Regions from separate parts of the Homo sapiens genome. Here region 1 is linked to region 2. A link is an interaction called in ENCODE POLR2A ChIA-PET data of the cell type or tissue named here. Cell type or tissue: Panc1. All regions are shown on one strand. Links, peaks and the distances in the headings refer to the core of each region. The heading gives the core; the rest is flanking DNA. Region 1 has its middle 15 kb from the start of MYOG. Region 2 overlaps ADORA1 (adenosine A1 receptor).

What was found. Peaks named below come from ENCODE experiments on the same cell type or tissue, not always from the same donor. Only the 100,000 strongest peaks of a DNase experiment are listed, where the experiment ranks them.
Region 1: POLR2A ChIA-PET joins it to region 2 with 6 read pairs; 3 of 35 experiments call an interaction of 5 or more read pairs at or near these places.

Annotation. Positions count from the first base shown.
Region 1 is chr1:203,097,856-203,103,228 of GRCh38, forward strand. No RefSeq gene overlaps it. Among named protein-coding and RNA genes, the nearest start is that of MYOG, 15 kb to the left of the region's middle. In Panc1, for the core only: no CTCF peak of the experiment used is centred there; a DNase peak (open chromatin) is centred at 2,865.
Region 2 is chr1:203,149,708-203,155,080 of GRCh38, forward strand. The region is part of intron 3 of ADORA1 (adenosine A1 receptor); the gene reads left to right. Among named protein-coding and RNA genes, the nearest start is that of MYBPH, 23 kb to the right of the region's middle. In Panc1, for the core only: no CTCF peak of the experiment used is centred there; a DNase peak (open chromatin) is centred at 2,890; H3K27ac peaks cover 3,571 bases.

The DNA.
Region 1 (5,373 bases), core at 258-5,257, 52 kb before region 2:
GGGGATTAAGTTTCCAACACATGAACTTTGGGGGATACATTCAGACAATAGCAACCTCCATTTCTTCATCTGTTTAATAAGGATAAAAATGAGATGTGTCTCACAGGGTTGTTATAGAGATTGAATGATTTCATATTTATAAAGTGCCTGGCACTCAATAAGCATTAGCCCTATTATTATTATTATGAAACAGGGCCTCACTCTGTTGCTTAGGCTGGAGTGCAGTGGTGCAGTCATGGCTCACTACAGCCTAAGCCTCCTGGGTTCATGTGATCCTCCTTCCTCAGCCTCTGGAGTAGCTGGGACTACAGGTTCATGCCATCATGCCCAGCTAATTTTTTTGTTTTTTTGTAAAGATGGAGCCACACTATGTTGCCCAGACTGGTCTCAAACTCCTGGGCTCATGCAGTCCTCCCACCTCAGCCTCCCAAAGTGGTGGGATTATAGCATGAGCCACCATGCCTGGCTCTGTTATTAATTTACATCCTTTTGTCCTCGTCTCCTCCATCACACTGGGAGCTTCCTGAGAGCATAAGTAGTGTTTCTTCAATCACTCTATTATCCTGGGAGCTCTCTGGCAGAGTAGGGCTGCATCTCCCCTAAAGAATGGGGGCTCCCTGAGGTCAGGGATTGTGTCTCCACCATTAGACAGGGACTGCATCTGCCTGTCAGGCTCTGAATTTTTTTGTTTGCCTGCTTCTCAGTTCTAATAAGAGGACTGGGAATATGGGAAGCGCAGTGGAGCTCTGGGCAGTGAACATGTTCTGGGAGGGGCCTGGGAAACTCTGTCTGGTGGATAGATCTGGCCTTGGTGAGGGAGCCAGGAGATCCTAGGCAGATTCCTCCCCAGAGCAGCTCCAGAAACAAGATCCCAAGGCAGCTTCCAGGAGCTATTTCTACCCCCAGGAAGGGGCAAGCTGGGGGAGTTCTTCTAAGAACCCTTCTGTCTATGCACACCATGCACACTGTTCTGAGGGAGTTCAGCCTTAGCACAGTTTTACCCCTTTCAGTCTATCAGAAGACAGGAGATGCAATATGGCATTGGGCAAAGAGCAGACTAAGATAGCATTGAATTCTGGCTCCGCCACTTGCTAGCTGCATGGAATCTTCCTGTAATATCTTGGGACCTTCGTTTCCTCATAGGCAAAAATAATAATAAGAAAACCTTGTTCTCAGGTCATATTATGTGCTCAATGAATGTTAGTTGAGTGAAAGAATGCATATTCATTTCCTTTCTTTGGAGGAGTTTAGGGAGTGGCATAGCCAGCCCTAACTCTGGTAAATTGAATTCTACCATCTGTGGGCTGAACAGGTCATCAAGATGACATTTAGTTCATTCCCAGCCTTTAATCCATCTCAGGCACACACTTAAATAAGCTCCCAAAATGGAACCCTTGGTAATGCATTCCCGTGCTTTGGTCATGAGAAAATCCCTTCTAACATCTCATTGCCCTCTCCCTACCCCACCCCCAGTGGCACATCACAGGCATGTCTTTTCTTTGACTCTTTTCTGTAACTGGAGTAAGGAGTGTGGGAAGTTCGGACGTTGGATTCTAGTTCTAGCTCTGCCATTAACCCGTATGTGACTTTGAGAATTGGAAGCCGGTATTTATTGAGGCTCTGCTCTGTGCTGAGTACCTCACTCCCTTCTCACGGCATGACTGTGGAGATGACAGGGTCCCCATTTTACAAAAGACAAACCTGAGGATCAGAGAGGTTAATAAACTTGCACCAAATCACACAGCTATGGAGTTCACATCTCCCTGACTCTACAGTCTTTTTCCACTGCACAGTGCTGACTTCCCTAGGGACCTGTTTCCTGATCCATAAAATAAGGGAATTGGATTTATTGTTCTAGAAAGTTCCTTCTGGTGTTGGCATTTTGTCACCACCTGCTCAGGGCCTCTGGAAGGATCTGAGGAAATTTCTGCTCAGCTTCCTGGCTTGGCTTCCTTGCCTTTCCCTGACCTTCTCTTTTGTTTGTCTATTCTCAGGCCTTCCTTACCATCCTTTCCAGTGAGTTGGTGTGAGACAAGGAACCAAATGTTTCCCTGGAGTCAGTGCAGTTCCATCTGCTGCGTTCCCTGCATAGCGGGCCGTGGGAACACTGTGTTCCACCCTCCAGACCCTGGTGCCTGGAGTGTTTTCCCTGAGCCACCCTGCCTGTCTGCATTCCCCTTTCTGTGGGGGCTTGGGCCAGCCCAAGTCAGGACCCATTTGCTTTTCTGTTTCTGAAAGCAGATGGCTTCCTAGTGGTAGGGGCAGGGTTGGGTGGACTTGCTTCCCAGGCACAAGGATTTTTATCAGCAGGCTGTTCCCATTTCTAGAGTGCCAACCCTTGTGTCCTCACACCACTGAAGGAGTTCATGCAGCCAGACATTTAGTGATTCACTTGTTCCACATCGTCAGCCCATCTTGGCTCCCCCACAGTGGAGACAAAGCCCTGACTTCAGATTTCTAGCTGTGGCTCATCTCACCTGTGGTTTGCTTTCCTGAGCTTACAGGTGAGGAAGTAGAGGCATTGGGAGGTGGGTCAGGGGCCAGCCTGGGATAGGAGCTCAGGAACCTGTCCTTCCCTGATTCGGGGTCCTCCTACCCTGCCCTTTCAGGAGGGCTGCGGCCACAACACGGGCCTCATCTTTCTTGGCTGTTACTAGATTTCTGAAAGCAGCTGTTTGTTTGTTGGCTTGTGAGCTCTCATACTTCCTGGTCCAAGGGCAAGGAGCAATGGTTTTGTGGTTTGTTTGTTTGTTTGTTTTAAATTCTTGAACCTAGAGCCAGCTGCATTCTTCATGTAATGTCACCTGGTAGGGGTTGGATGGTCAAGGAAGTACCTGGGTCCAGAGTAGGATTGCCTCAGGGGGACAATGTGACCATCATCACCATGCCATCATCAACAGTTGCATCATCATTTAGGACCTTCCTGTTTACTGGGTACTGTGATAAATGCATTAGGCACATTAACTATTTTGTCCCTACAATGAGTCTATGAGCTAGGTATTATTACCAGTTTTCAGACTGGGAGTCATGGTGTATTAGTCTGTTTTCACACTGCTGTAAGGAACTACCTGATACTGGGTAATTTAGGAAGAAAAGAGGTTTAATTGACTCACAGTTCTGCAGGCTGTACAGGAAGCATGACTGGGAGGCCTGAGGAAACTTACAATTATGGCGGAAAGTGAAGGAGAAGGAAGCACCTTCTTCACATAGTGGCAGGCGGATTGGGGGAAGTGCCACACACTTTTAAACAACCAGATCTCAGCCGGGCGCGGTGGCTCATGCCTGTAATCCCAGCACTTCAGGAGGCCGAGGCGGATGGATCACGAGGTCAGGAGTTCGAGAACAGCCTGGCCAACATGTGGTGAAACCCCGTCTCTACTAAAAATACAAAAATTAGCCAGCTGTGGTGGTAGGTGCCTGTAATCCCAGCTACTTGGGAGGCTAAGGCAGGATAATTGCTTGAACCTGGGAGGCAGAGGTTGTAGTGAGCCGAGATCATGCCACTGCACTCCAGCCTGGGTAACAGAGCAAGATTCCATCTCAAATAACAAACAAACAAACAAAAAACAAAAAACCCAGCCAGTTCTCACGAGAACTCTATCACGAGAGAGCACTAGGGGGATGGTGCTAACCCCTTAGAAACTGCCCCCATGATCCAATTACCTCCCATCAAGCTCTACTTTCAACAGGTGGGGATTACAATTCGACATGAGATTTGGGTGGGGACACAGAGCCAAATCATATTGTATGGTTAAGAAATTTGCTGTGGTGCAATTGGAAGATAAAGGCAGGATTAGAACCCAGCCTGGCTTACTCCAAAGTCAGTGGACAGTCTTCTCCATTAAGATCTATAGCCATTAAGGTTGACCTTGGACAACCTTGGTGACAACTCCTCTTTAGAGTGTGTATACAGTAGATACTCAGCAAGTGCACATTGTGGATATTCGCTACATACTCACTGAGTAGTGAAACTAAGCAATAAAGTCCATGTCATTGAAGCAAGTCCCTTCTGTGGCACAGAGTGAGAATTCAGAGATCTGAATCCTGTGAATAGCCACGTGCTCTATGACCAGGGGTGAATTACTGGCCCTTTTGACCTTGGGAAAAAACAAGGATGTAATTCAGAGGAACGTAGAACTGTAGACTGCTTCCGGGGGCTGGATGACTTGACCTTCAAAAAGGTTGTTGCAGCCGGAAGAGTAGGTGAGCTGCATCAAGTTGCCTGGGGCTTTGTTTATCCTGAGACAGACAGCCTTGCTCCTGGAGTTGTGAATTTCTGAGCATTCCATCCACCCATTGGTGGGGTACTTGGCACCAGTGCCTGGAGCCCTGGGAGTGGGTGCTGGCAGGATCAGTTGTGCTTGTGGCGCCTCACTCCCTGCACATGCTGCTCCTGGGCTCGAGCTTGGGGAGCAGACAGTGCCTCCTGACTGGTTTTCCTTTAGCTTTGATCTTGCTGGCTGTCCTTGCCAGGGCTTGGCTGCCAGCCTTGGTGGTTGATAGCCAACCTTTGACCTTTGACATCCAGCCTTCCCCCTCCTCCACATGTGCTAACCACAGTGAAATCACAGATGCACAAATTATCAGAACTGGGAAGAATCTTAGGCCAACTGCATCATTTTAAAGAGGAGAAACTGAGAAGTAGGGAGGAGGAAGTCCTTGTCTAAAGTGACAGATGGCAGAATGGAGTAAGCCACATTGGACTTTAGCAGCCTGCCTGCCTTGTCTTCAAGAGCCAGGAAATATTCATTTAATATCTTCTACATATAATCACACCACCTTTACCTAGGTGATCACTTAGGTACACACACACACACACACACACACACACACACACACGTTGTCTAGAGTCTCCCTTCTGGACCTCTGCCTGCCCCAGATCCTTCCAGATTCCTGTCACTGCCCCCCTATCAAAGATCCTTGCCCAATTTTCTACCCCAGTGATCTTGCCTCTGTTGGGTGGCAAAGGGCTGATGTGACATAGCTGTGACATAGATGTGATGTTAGGCCCTTGGCCTCTCCTCCTTCCCATACAGAGCAGATAGAGAGCTTCACTACTTATGGATATGAGGCCTTAGGTTGGTTCCTTACCCTCACCAAGCCTCAGTTTTCTCATTTTGGAAATGGGGATAATAACGCACTTAGCTTATTGCCTGGCACCCAGTCAGCTAATAAAATGTTAGCTATTATTTATTATTATTAATGGGACTATGATTATTCCTAAAAGCAGTAGCTCTCTGGAAGACTTCTCATCTAGCCTGTAGGAGGGGGCTTTGGCTCCATAACTTTTCCATGGTGGTACCCCCATCCCTAAAACAAAGTCCTGCATTCTAGGAGGGCTTCTGGAGGTCTCAATCCCTACCCTGGCCCCAA
Region 2 (5,373 bases), core at 224-5,223:
GCTGCCTGCCAGGGGGGATGTTGTTGTTGAGATGAGCAAGAAGGCTCAGAATGGCTTCCTCTTACCAGTTTCTCCTACTTTCTTCACATTTAAGGTGATTATTGCAATAGTTGGCTTAATCTCTGCCATGTTTATAACTGTTTTCTAGTCATTATATTTGTTTTCTTTTTTTTTTGCTTCTCTTTTTCTGCCTCTCTGGTTTTAATCGAGCATTTTATATGATTTCATTTCCTTCCCCAAATATTATTGAGTGCTTACTGTGTGCCAGGTACTGTGGTAGGTGCTAGGAAGATGATTTTGAACCAGACTTCGTCTTCGCCCTTCAGGTACTTGCAGTTATGTGCTCTGAGAGAAAAATAAAGAATTTTTCTGATTATCCCACATGGGGAAGGGAAGGGAAGGGAGCCAGCCACCAGATGATCTAGGAGACCTCACATTCCCACTTCCTGCTGCATGTTGTTCTGGGGAGGGGGATCTCTGGCTCACCTGCACCCACTGGGTGAGCCTGGGTGCTCCCCACCTCCCACTGCATCTGTATGTCTGGGCCCCTCCTCCACAAAGCCATCCCTGGAGCTGGGGCAGAAGCCCCTGAGCACATGCAGTGGAGCAGGAGGGCTGCAGCTGATGCTAAACTCTTCTGTGTGCTCTGCCCTGGCCTGGGTGGCTGCTGGCTGGGGAGGACTGGTTCCCGGATTGGGCCTGGCCTGTGGCTTCTGTAGGGACTCTGTACACTGTGGGCTTGGTGAGTGCTTATGTGGAGGGACACAGGGCAAAGAGAGCATCAGGAGATACCAGGAGGGTCAATGGAAAACTGCTGGGTCCTGGGGTCCTTCCTGCTGTTATTTGGGCTCTACACCCCTTTGCCTGGTTGCAAGGTGGGGAGAAAGGCCAGGATCGGGGAGAATATGACTGTACTTCTTCCAGGTCCCAAAAGTGGTGTCTTCTTGAGTTCTGATGCAGCAGGAAGAACTGAAGTTAGACTCTGGGAAGGACTTTCTAATGTGGAAGCACAAGCTGTGGAATGCGGAGCTGAGTGTGGGGGTGGACTCTTTCTTTGGAAAGATTTCCAAGGTGGTGAGCTCTTCCTGTCTTCTCTGTCCTCCCCCTATCTGCTGTCTGTTGAATCTTTTCCAGGGCAGGGGGCTAGGTGCTGTGAGCTTTAGGGGGCCCTGACAGCCCAAGCTCAGTGACAGCAGCTGCCTCCTCAGAGCACAGCATCCCAATCTCCCTGGCTCAAGAGGCACCTCCTCTTGTCACTCCAGACTGTCAGCAGGCATCCAACCTGCTTTCTAGGTCCCAACCCCAGCGGGTGCCTTTGGGCTGATCTCGAGTCTGCATGGGATCTCTCCAGTGGGGGTCGGATTTACAGTTCCTTGGTGGAAACAGGCCTTCAGGCAGATGCCCTGTACCCTGCAAGCGTTCAGGGTTCCAGGCAAGCCAAGAGATACTCTGAAGGGAGGTGGGAGGAAAGGCGTGGGCTCACCCTGAGTCCGCCTCCCATATCTCCAGTATCCTCCCTGGCCACTTCCCCAGTGGAGCTTTACTGGGGTTCTCCAGGGAGCGTGACTTCTCCAGGACCCTGTGTAGGGTTTAGTGCTGGGCTGAGCAGGTTCCCAAACCCCCACCCCAGACTCAGACACTTTCATCAGATAGATCAGGGAACACAGACCCGTTCTGTACGAAGGTTGAATTAGGTAGGAGAGCTGGCTGTGAAATAGATATGGAAACCATGTGACTGGCCTTCCAAAGTGAAACAGAAGTAATTTTTTGTTTATCTATGTCCTTGCAACCTGTTTTGTATCTCTTCAAGGGTCGATTGTGTATTCCAGTAGAATCAGGGGTGTGCTCCTGGTGGAGATAGCAATGGGCACCTGGTGCTACTGTTCATTGAGTGCCCAGATAAGTTACTGCGCCAGCCTCATCCTCACAGGGGGCCTGCCAAGCCAACCTTCTCCTCCCATTGTGCCCAGGACAAAACCAAGGCTCAAGGAATTGTTACTTGCTCCAGGCCACAAGCTGTTAATGGTGGAGTCACAGTTTGAACTCGGATCTTACCCCACAGCACACTTCATGCATGCATGCATTCATTCATTCATTCATTCATTCATTCATTCTTATACTCAATAAATATTTATTTCTCTTTACATTCCATCTTGCCCCCCATCTTCCTCTCCATGGGGCACAGAGCTACAGCATGGAATCCTTTCAGAAGGGACTCCCTTCCGGGGATGTATGGGTGCCCCTCACCACTGCCCCTGGGCTCCTCCTCCCCACAAGGAGTTCCGTGTTCAGTGCCCCTCCCTCCTTTCTGCTAGCGCTGAGCTCAGCTCTCTATAGAAGATGATTTGACACATTCCAGAAGAAGGGAACCGTGACCTGCTAGAGCCCAGAAAAGATCTCATTCAATCCCTCATCATCCAGACAAGGACACAGAGGCCCCAAAAGGGAAAGGGTCTCCCCGAAGGCCAGCTCACTCCTGGCACAGCCTGGACCAGAATGGGGGTCTCCCATTTCCCACCACAATGAGGTATTCCAAGGGAGGACTGCCCTTCTTTGGGGGTCCAGCATGGGCCCCCTCTGCTCTCCTGAGCCTGCAGAATTCTGCTGCTTCCTGGCTCCCTCCTGCCTGGGCCCTCCCCATGTGCCAGCTGGGCTGGCGGATTCTCTGCTGTTCTCCTAAGAGGCCACAGTCTGCAAAGACCAGAGAGGCCTATGGGAAGCCGCATAAAGCCATCAGCTCCCTTCCCACCATGGCGGACCTTTCCACTTCACTGGAAAAGGAATTTTGCCCCTTTTAGCACCCTGGCCATCCCAGTGAGGCCTCCCTGCAGCAGCTACTCACAGGTCATTAAGTCTGAATGCAGATGGGATGGTTTTTTCCTGTCCCACGGGATGAGTCAGAAACAGTCACCCATAGCAGGTGGGGCTAATTGGCCTTGCTCCTTTTGCCATCCCGGTCTTCCTTGGAGAGATGGAGAGAATCAAATCTCAGTGCAGAAAGAGCTGAGAATGCCAAGGTCTGGGTCCAGTTTTCCTGCATTTACTGTCCAGGTCAGACACCCTCCTCCTTGAGGACCACCGCCTCACGGGGATGTGGGTGCTGTGCTTGACTTTGGGAGGGGAGGAGGTGGCTGTATTGTGAAATCGCCCAGGGCATTGTCTCAAAGTGTGATACCTTGGCCTTCTGGCTGTGGAAAAACATTCCATAGGATATGCCCTGGACTGGGAGAAAGGGATGAGGTTCAGAGGCAAATATACTTTGAAAACATGCCTCCTCCAAATCTGAAAGCCTCCCACTTTGCACCCCACCCTCTGAAGCCCCCTCCGGATCAGAACCACTGAGCAAATCCAAACTTCTGTTTGTTGGGATGAGAACGCCCACCCAGAGAGAGAGAGAAAAGAGCTCTCTGCAGGCACACAGGTCTGGGGGGAGCTTGTGCTGTCAGTCATGCATGAAACCTTTGAGTGGGGGAGCTGGCAGGGAGCTCTGCCCTGTGCTTTGCAGCACATGCCGCTCTCATCACACTGGGGATCCCTTTGCTCAGGTGCTGGGCCTCTCCTGTGGACTGAGAGTTCCTTCATGGTGGGATCTATGTTTATTCTGCTCACGTCCAGCGCTCAGAAAGGGGCCTTGAATCCGAAGGACAGACAGTTGGGGAGGTTGCCAGAATAGAGGGTGTTACTGAGTCACACACAGGAACCTCATTATTTTCCCCACCAGGCTGTGGAGTTATTTGTCCTCAGCAAGTGACCAGGAGTGATTTCCAAGGCCCATTACACTAATGACCTAATCAATTTATCCAGCTCTTTTCTTTCAAGACACAGAGTGTCTGCCCTCCTCCCTGTAGCCCTGCAGACTGGCCCTGGGGTGTCAGCCCGAGTCTCCTTTTGGGGATTGGTGGGCACTGATGTTTTAGATGGTGAGTGATGCCACAGAGCCCCTCACAGCGGGATTCAAGGCAGGATTCTTAGGCCTGACATCCTGCCCCCTCCCCAGGGCCCCTGAAGCAGACTCCCCTGGGCAATGTTACTGTTAAATATTTGGCCCCTGGAGTGTGCCCAGCACCTTTGATTATATCTGGTTTCCTGTTCTCCTTGGGGAGGAAGAATTTCTCCACAGGAAGTAGTTTAATAGTCTGAAAGCCTTACTTTCCTGCTCTTGAGATCCAAGTTTCCAGTTACAAGTGGCTGAGATCCTTGATAAGAGAGGAGGCGGGAAGGAGGGGACCAGAGCTATGAACTGTCACTCCCTCCCAGCCAAGAGTGAGGGAACGGAAGAGGGAAGATTCAATCCCTGACTATCCAAACCGCAGGATGGTGGAAAGACGTGGACCTCTGCCACCCCCCGGCCCTCCACCTCCCTGCTCCCATGTCCAGTGCTTCCATGAGGAGCAGGTGATGAGAAACAGGGACGGCCAGGCCTGAGGACCCTGCTCTGGTCTCAGCAGTTGACAGGACACTGTGTCATCCTGCCCTCAGGCAAGCCATGCTTAGCATTTTCCAAACCCACATGTGGGTTCTCTTGCCTCTGAGTGAAGGCGTTTGTAAGAGTTGGGTGGCTCACTCGTACCTATACCTCTGGCAGGGGGTTCTTAGGGATGACTGAGCTCAGTTCTTCCTGATGCAGCTTTACTCTTGAACTGTCTGAGTCTAACCAGGAACACAAAAATCATTTTAGGTGTTTACAGCCGAGGGCCTTATACCAGGAATTGGTGATGAAGCAGCCGAGACACAAACAGGGAGAGTGAAGTAACCCAGAGATGAGTAACAACAGGAAGCTACCCCAAGGCAGAAGGACAAAGTGAGGAGGCGGTGATCCCGGAGCCCAGGGGCTGCAGTTGGCTGGTAGAAGCCGCACCCATGGTGGGCTTGTCTGGTGTGTGTTGGAGCCATGGAGGAGTCATAACCACTGCCTAGTACACAGCTGGGACAGGGAGGTAGACAGCTCCCCACCACCGCCCCATCCCCACTGCTCCAGCACTGCAGTATTTCCCATGGACCTGGATAGCCCCAGGGCTTGGGAAATGCAGCCTGCCGGGGTCAGCCCCATGGTGATACAAAACAGGGCAGGGCCAGGAGAGAAAGCCAAGGACAGACAGCTTCAGAACCAGCACACTCCAGTCTCATCCCTGCAGTGGTGGCTGGCTTCTTTGCACCTTTCTCAGTTTGGCTGTTCTGCATTCACCAAAGAGAATTATGTAGGACGTCTATGCCCACCCCCTCTTCCTTCTTTTTTCTCTGTCAGATGTGTCTTCGCTGGTTGGTCCCATGGTGTGTTCACCATCTGATGGCATCTGGGCTCTTCCTATTTATTATTATTATTATTATTATTATTATTATTATTATTATTGTTATTTTGAGACGGAGTCTCGC